2 separate regions of the Homo sapiens genome follow, and region 2 is linked to region 1. Evidence: chromatin loops called from intact Hi-C (ENCODE). Cell type or tissue: tibial artery. All regions are shown on one strand.

Region 1 (4,000 bases):
TGCAACATATTTGAGAGTGGTTTTCCCACTGCAGAATGAGATTATGGAATGCATGAAAAAGACATTTTAAGCTTGAATCACAGTAAATTCCAAAAGAATGATGACAGAATTATTCTTGTACTTCTCAATATTTTTCCCAACTTAAATAATTAGTGATGAGTGTCCATGGGAAAAGTGGTGGTAATTCTAAATTGAGGGTATTTGGTAAAAATGTCCTTTAGTTTTTGCCTGTGCCTTTGTTTTACTCCCTATTGCCTGTCTTAGTGACATCTCAATTTCCAAAGCTTAACTGAGGAAACAAAAACAGGCCAATGCTGTGACCTCTTGAGGTGAGGGCAGAGGGGGCCGCACAGACTGGCTGTCCTGAGACCGCCCGTCAGTCCAGGAAAGCATCGAGGGTGTGGCATCCCCAGCCCTGGACACAAGCACCTGGCAGCACGGTGCACAGAGGGCCCAGGGTCAGGGGTTCCCCACTCCCAGACACAGACTTCCATTAGGTGCTGTCACCTTTGTTATATTACAAGGTACTATTACAAGATTGCTGACTTTGAGATTCATCTGTTCTTCTTCTTAGGAAGCCACACCAAAAAACCGAGGTTAATTTTACTTCCTGAAGAAACAGCCATCTCCTGCCACAGCATGTCCCAAGGGCCCTGTGGTGGTGAAGCGCTGTACTCCAGTCCTGTCGGGTGGGGGACACTAAGGGGGCGCCCAGAAGACACAGAGGCAGAGGCACTGATCACGCCTGTGTTCAGCTGTTCTCCGGGCTAGACACATCTTTTCACTAAGGCATTTTCTATTAATTATTTCATATTATACAAAGAGAAAAAAAAAACATCAACAGCTTTTAAAGCAGCAATTTAGGTCCAAAAACCAGTAGCTTGTGATGTGTATAGTCATGGACAACTTTTGAATCTGGTTTTGAGAAAAAAAATCTAGATTTTAATGACTTAAAACATTAAGTTGAATTAAAAACTGGTATTAACCTGGAGTGCAGAATGTAAGGAATTTGCTCTCCATTCTTTTAAAGGGGAAATATTTTCACAATGGTTGCTCAGCCTTGCTTTCTGCAGCATGAAGAACAGTTTTAATGTAGAAAAGTCATTAATGAAGAGTGCGGCAAAGGAAATCTCATATAAGCATCTGTCTCTGGGAGAAAAACCTTTTCTGTAGCTCAAAGCTACAAACTTTAAAGTTTTATAAATATCTTTCCAAAGACATACTCCAGACTCTGAAGCTAAATGATTTCTATTCATGTTTACAGACATGTTTTTGAATCTTCCTTTTTAAGTGCCCCTATCTAAAATTCTATAAAATGCCAACAACAAAAAAGGCACTCAAAAAGGGAAAATAGGAAGTAACTGGCATCAGCAAGATTAATTCACAAAGCCGTCTATCCCAGAAAACACTTCTGTATTGCATTAAAGACAAATGCTTCACACTGAAGAATAAAAACTAAATGAATTACCTTTCCTCTCAGAGCGCTTCTTGCGCCTCCTTTTATACCGACGCCCCATGATGCTGAAAAAGGTCCCCATGTGCAAAGGCCCAGTGGTGGACGACGCCATGCAGACACGCCAATGCCAGTCCGGCCGGCCCCAGCCTCATTCTGTCCCTCAGTCACTCGGGGCAGCAGCACACCGACTCACTTCCGTGTGCCGGCAGCTGCGACAACAGCAGCCCCTACCGACGAGGGAGCCTCCTCCTCTGCCTCGGGCCCATTCATCATGCCGCAGTTAGGCAGAACTAGGCTGAAGGGGCCCACACACCACAATGACTTCAGAGCACACCACCCAGAGAATGACATGTGACAGCTAACCGTTCAGCGCAGTCACAGTAAAACACCACGAGCAGAGGGGAGAGAACGACAGCCGTGAATCTTCTAGGGAAACAAATCTCCCACAGCAGACGTACCAAAGTCCTGTTTAAATGGAAATCCTAATACAAAAAATCTATCAATAAAAGAGTACAGTTTAGAAAATAAAACTGCAAAAAGTAACAGGCTACCACACAACACAATGCAGAGGCTCAGCAGACGCCAGCTGATGAAAACAGCTCCATATAAAGTGCAGGTGAGTGGTCAGGATGTCACCAGTGAAATCCCTGGGACAGGAAACTGCAGGCCACTGACAAATGGATCCCCCCGCCCCCAGAGAGTGCTCTTCCTCCTCTCTTAACTCACGTGTCTCGGACCAATGCTGACCTGCCTTGTTCATTACTGCAGAGCAGGGGCACAGCTCATGCCCCAGGTGAATGACACACAGCCAAGGGAGGGGCAAACGCCAACATCTTCCCATTTTCCACTGTGCCTGGCTTGATCAGCACAGCCAGTCTGTGACTAGCACAGTACCATGGCCAGCCTGGGGCGAGCAGGGACACACATCACACACATGTACATGCACACACATCACATACACACATCATACAGCACTTGGTGCCTCTGCCACTCGGGATCCAGCATTCAGGGCTGGCAAAGCAGAACCCACAGCCCTCAGCCTCCTCTTGTCTAGAAAAACGCTGTTCAGGCCCCAGGGAGATACCTCCCCTGAGATGGCCTGTGTCTCTGGAACAAAAGGCAGCTGCATCCAAATGCCCTGAAGATTAGGCTGTCTTGGAAGGAGTCCGATTATGGGGAGGAGTCAAGCAGAAGAAGCACTCATAGGCAAAAGAAAAAAAAGACAAATTAATTAGTCAGATTCTTTCTCTTGCCACAATGCAATTACTGTCTCGTGTAACAAAGTACCTTTTCCTAATAATGACCAACATCCACTTTCTAATTCATTATTCCAATTAGTGCAATGCTTGTGACAACTGCACATGGCACCTAAGGAAATTATGCCATATTAAGCAATTCTTATTACTCTTAAATTTGTGTGTGTCCAGACACACTCTGCGTAAGCATAGTGAATTCTTTTCATTTTCTATTGCCTCAGCATCTATCTGGAATATGAGCTGCACTTTCTCCTAGTAGCGGCAGAGTTCAGCCACCCCTGACACTTTGTAGTTCTACACCACACCCAGTGGCTCAAGCCAGTACCAGAGATGAGAACCTAGAGGCATCTTTCACTCAGGCACCTGCCCACACACTTCAAGTGACCCCACCCTACTCCCTTATTTGTTCTGCTGGTTGGCTGCAGTGCTCTCTCTCTCTGCCTGACCCTTTGTTCCTGCTTGCATGACCCAGGGACAGAGGACTGCCCTCCTGACTCATGGCACCCTCCCTGCTCAGGACCTGTAAGTAAAAATCTTTGAACATGTTTCCCCCATTGTGTGGTGTACTGAATTTGTGCCTGAATTTGTGTTGGGCTCCTGGCACGAGTGACGGTCAGGCAGGAATAACCTGGACATGGATCAGACAAGAGCCACCAGGGCATGTGTCAGTACACACACATTTCCAGAGGGACCCCTTGGTCACAGGTGGAACAACGAGACATCAGGCCCGACCGCCAGGCAAAGCAGCATCTCATGAAAGCACTGGAAACAGCATGCCCAGCCCCTTCACTTCTCGTTAGGGTGGGGCTGCCAGCCACTCTGGCACTGGAACCCCAATGTAGCTGGAGGCCCTCAAAACACTGTAAGACTCAGGATCCATGTCAGCAATCAGACAGATGTCAGACATCAGAATTATCAATAGTTTTATTTCTTATAAAATTATTAATATGATTTAACTAAATTTTCAAAGTATTAAATTTAAAACTCAGCTTTAAACAATTTTGATTTAAACATTTCACATTAACTACTTTATATCTTATAACTTAATAATTTAGAAAAAATAATTTTTTGAAAACACAAAAAATTATAATTTTTGCTTTGTTATTTCCTTAAAATTCAAATTTTTGATAGAAAGATATTCAAATTTTGTATACTTCAAATTCAATGACATTTTTGTTTGTTTGTTTGTCTGAGACAGAGTTTTGCTCTGTTGCCCAGGCTGGAATGCAGCGGCAGGATCTCAGCTCACTGCAACCTCCACCTCCTGGATTCAAGCGATTCTCCTGCC
Region 2 (4,000 bases), 300 kb before region 1:
CTGGCAGGGAGGGTGGCAGGGGCAGGCAGCGACCGGCGGGGGCCTCGGGGTCAGCCCCGAGCAGGGCAGAGTTATTAGCAAGACCCGGCCCCACAGAGTTAGCCACGTGGGAGACCCAAGCACCGCTGTCCCTGGTTAAAGTGGTGACTGCGACCTGAGACAGTGCGCCCGGGAGCCCAGAGGAGAAGGCGGAGGGGGCCGCGTGCTTGCCCAGGGAGCCCATCACCAGGGGGTGCAGAAGTGGCGTGCGCAGGCGGACGTCAGGGCGTTGGAGCTGCTGGCTGGGAGCGGCTGCGGCGGGCGAGAGTCCTTGGCTGTCTGGGTCCTGCAGGCTTCCCCAGGGAGGGGCCCCGCCCAGCAAGGAGGAGAGAGAAGCTCTACCTGAAGATGGTGGTGGCACTGAGGGCCCCGTGAGTGGTGCCCAGGGCCTGCCCAGGGAGGGAGGCGATGGGGTGGGTGCAGGCAAGGTGCCAGCCTCGGTTGTGTGGGCGCCCGGAGAGCTAGGAATGCCACGGCTGGGCCAGAGAGTGGTCCCATTCTCCTGGGGGGTGCTGGAAGGCCCAGCGAGGGCAAGGGGGCCCACAGGAGTCTCCAGGACCAGGGTTTCCGCCCTGGCCAAGCTCTCAGTGGGGACAGTGTCATTCCACAGCTGGACGAAGCTCCGGATGCCTTTGGCCACGTTCAGGATCTCGGCTCCGACACCGGCAATGTTCTCCTCTGGCGCGTCCGGGCTCTCGGCAGAAGTGGGGGTGTCCTGGCCATCTTCCAGCAGCTCTGAGGGTGGCTCAGGGCTGCCAGGGGCTGTCGCTGGCTCTGTGGAACCATTCCGGGGGGTCACGTGTGTGGTGGTATCTGCTGTGGGCTGCACAGGCAGGGGCCCCTGGGGCTCAGGGATCGTGGTAGCTGCATGGCTGGTGTCCTCATTATTGAACCAAAGCCAGTTCAGGTTCAGCAGGTTGGCCCGGGCAGCCGCCAGGCAGCAGAAGAGCAGCAGCAGGATGTGGCAGCCACAGGGGTAGGGAGCCATCGGGGCAGTGCGGCTGGAGCTGCGGGCGGCGGGAGGGCCTCTGTGCCTGGAGGTGGGGCTAGCCAGGCTCACGCCCTCCTGCCCTCCCCTGTGCAGGCTTCCCAGCCTCTGGCCGGCTGTCTTCCACCCCCCACTCTTGCAGAAGGAAAGAAGGCACCAGCCTTGGAATCAAGGTGCCCAGCACCCGGGGGTTCCAGCACCCAAGGATTTATAACTTCTTTCCCACGGCCCTGCAGCAGCCCCAGGCTCCGTGAGGACAGAGGGTGCTGTGTGCAGTGTCCACAGGGTTCCCAACGTGCTCCGCTAGGCTCTGCCGGGGCAGGGCTGCTGAGTCTCTGGATTGGGGCTCCAAGCCAGGACCCCATCCCAGAAGCACTGAGGCAGCGGCCCCCAGCCCCTGCTCCCCCTCTGACCTGGAACGCCCAGAGGCGCCTGGCCTGGAGCCATTGTGTTGTGGGAAACTTGGAACCGAAAAAATGCTCAGCTTGCTGCAGTGCCAATTCCACTGTTGCAATGGCTGCCCAAGTCGTTAAACATCCCGGGGAGGGTCTCGAGGGGCTCAGACCCTCTCAGAGCTGCTGTGCCTCCCCTCAAAGCTGGGGCTTTACCTGCCTTGGACTGTGTCCCTCTCAGCCCTTCCTGACCTTCTGCCCAGGAGACCCAGCAGAGACGGAGCCCGGGACCAGGGCAGGAATGCATACTCCTTCCCGGCCTCAGTCTCCCCGTCCACAAAAGGATCCGGTTAGACTGGAACATTCCAGGCAGCCGGTAACCCACAGGGATGTGAGTGGCATGTGAGTGGCTGCTGTGCCCCCCCGCCAGCTGCCCAGGCACAGCAGTGGGTGCTGAGTGTGCCTTATGCCCTCTGAGGACCTGTGTGCAGCCTGGCCATCGGCCCATTTCACAGATGAAGAAAACTGAGGCATGAGCCTGGTGACCCCGCTCAAGATCACGGAGCCCATCAGAGGTGGAGCCAGGCAGTTTACACAGGCGTGCTCACTCACACACACGTTCACACATGTGCATCCTCACACGCACACACCCAGGTTTCACCCCACAATCCACCCACCCCCTCAGTGCTCTGCACGCCAGCTCCCCCAGCTGGAGTCCCTCGTCACCCTGCCTCCTCCAGGCTGTGCGGCTGGGGTTGCAGCCACCCTCCCCCAGGGCTGGGGTCAGTTAATGTGACAGCAGCTGTGACGAAACAGCCCCACAACCTGTCCCCAGCTGTCCCCAGGTCAGGACATGCTGTAGCCATCGGTCGATTGCTGTCCACAGGGCAGGGCTGGGCTGCTTGGGACCCAGCCTTGTTTCAAGCAGCTGAGTGCCACCTCCTTCTCGAGGGCAGGCGCAGGCATTCCACAAGCAAACATCTGCATGTCAGTGAGGCCGTGCTCCCAAAACGAATCCCCACACTGCTCAAACTCGTCTCAGAGATGCCCAGAGAAGTCTCTTTGCTTGAAAACTGACTGCTGCTGCTGTGATTTTATGTCTGAACACGCCTCCGGAAAGTCTCCAAACAGAAATTCCAGAGACTGCCCCCTCCTCCACCAGCGCATCTCAGGAAGGGAACTCTGTTGTGGGGGACACCCCCAGCCCCATCCCGAAGGCTCTGTGCTCAGAGGGTCACTGGCCAGCTGGGCTGGCCCTACATTCATGCCCCCCAATATACACCTCCTGGGCAGAGCCAGGCACAAGGAACTGATTACGCCTAGCAATGGAGGGAGAGCAGCTCCGGCCCTCGGGGCCACACTTGGAGGATGGTGGCAGCCCCATGGCACTGAGCACCCACCCTGCCATCTGCAGGGTGCCCAGCTCCCTCCACCCTTCCCCTGCCCACTCCATTCCTGACCCCACCCTTCCTGCCCACTGTCCAGGACTCCTCCACCTCTAAGTGCTTTGAGAGCTTCCTGTCCACCATTGGGGTTCCCTCACCTCCAAGCACCTCCACAGCATCGCACGTTTAACCTCCTGGAAATCCTAGTGCGGCTCTGCCACGGCTCCACAGCTCAGCCCCCGGGATCTGGTTCCCACCAGGAAGCACCTGGCAAGGGTGGCTACTACATAAGCCTCCTCACATCATCACTCAAACGCACGCATGTGTACGCACATGCTCACACACGAACACCCACATATGCACACATATATGTATGCTCACTCCTGCTCATGCATGAACACATGCACATGCATGCTTAGCTATGCCATATATGTCACATGTGAATACTCACATACACAAGCCCCCACACATGTACATATAAGCGTACGTGCCAGACATGAATGCTCATATGCATACACAAGCACACACATGTACATACATGCTCACATGTCACACATGAATACATGCATACACAATCACACACACATACATGCTCACACATGTCACATGTGAATACTCGCATACACAAGCCCACACACATACATAATGCTTACATGTCATACATGAATGCTCACATGCATACACAAGCTCACACATGTACATACATGCTTACATGTCACACATGAATACTCGCAATCACACACATACATATAGGCTCACATGTCACATGTGAATACTCATGCATACACAAGGTCACACATGTACATACATGCTCACATGTCACATGTGAATACTCACACACATGTACATACATGCTCACATGTCACATGTGAATACTCACATGCATACACAAGCCCCACACATACATACATGTTTACACATGTCATACATGCTCACATGCATACACAATCACATATGTACATGCATGCTCACACGTCAGTGAATACTCACATGCATACACAATCACACGTACATATATGCTCACACGTCACATGTGAATATTCATGCATACACAAACTCACATACATGCTCACACATGTCACACATGAATACATGCATACACAAGCTCACACACACATGCTTACATGTCAGATACAAATGCTCACATGCATACACAAGCCCCCACATGTACATACATGCTTACATGTGTCACATGA

The links. A loop is a pair of places that touch in the nucleus more often than their neighbours do. Peaks named below come from ENCODE experiments on the same cell type or tissue, not always from the same donor. Only the 100,000 strongest peaks of a DNase experiment are listed, where the experiment ranks them.
Region 2: a loop joins it to region 1, with 2.2 times the contacts of the local background. A loop is called at or near these places in 22 of 110 quality-filtered maps.

Annotation. Positions count from the first base shown.
Region 1 is chr21:45,150,177-45,154,176 of GRCh38, reverse strand. The region is part of intron 2 of ADARB1 (adenosine deaminase RNA specific B1); the gene reads right to left. Among named protein-coding and RNA genes, the nearest start is that of ADARB1, 78 kb to the right of the region's middle. RefSeq lists an enhancer at 1,968-2,824. In tibial artery, no CTCF peak of the experiment used is centred here; DNase peaks (open chromatin) are centred at 1,656 and 2,296; H3K27ac peaks cover 3,406 bases.
Region 2 is chr21:45,452,558-45,456,557 of GRCh38, reverse strand. The region is part of intron 2 of COL18A1 (collagen type XVIII alpha 1 chain); the gene reads right to left. Among named protein-coding and RNA genes, the nearest start is that of MIR6815, 24 kb to the left of the region's middle. RefSeq lists an enhancer at 1,089-1,645. In tibial artery, no CTCF peak of the experiment used is centred here; no DNase peak of the experiment used is centred here; H3K4me3 peaks cover 1,597 bases; H3K27ac peaks cover 2,989 bases.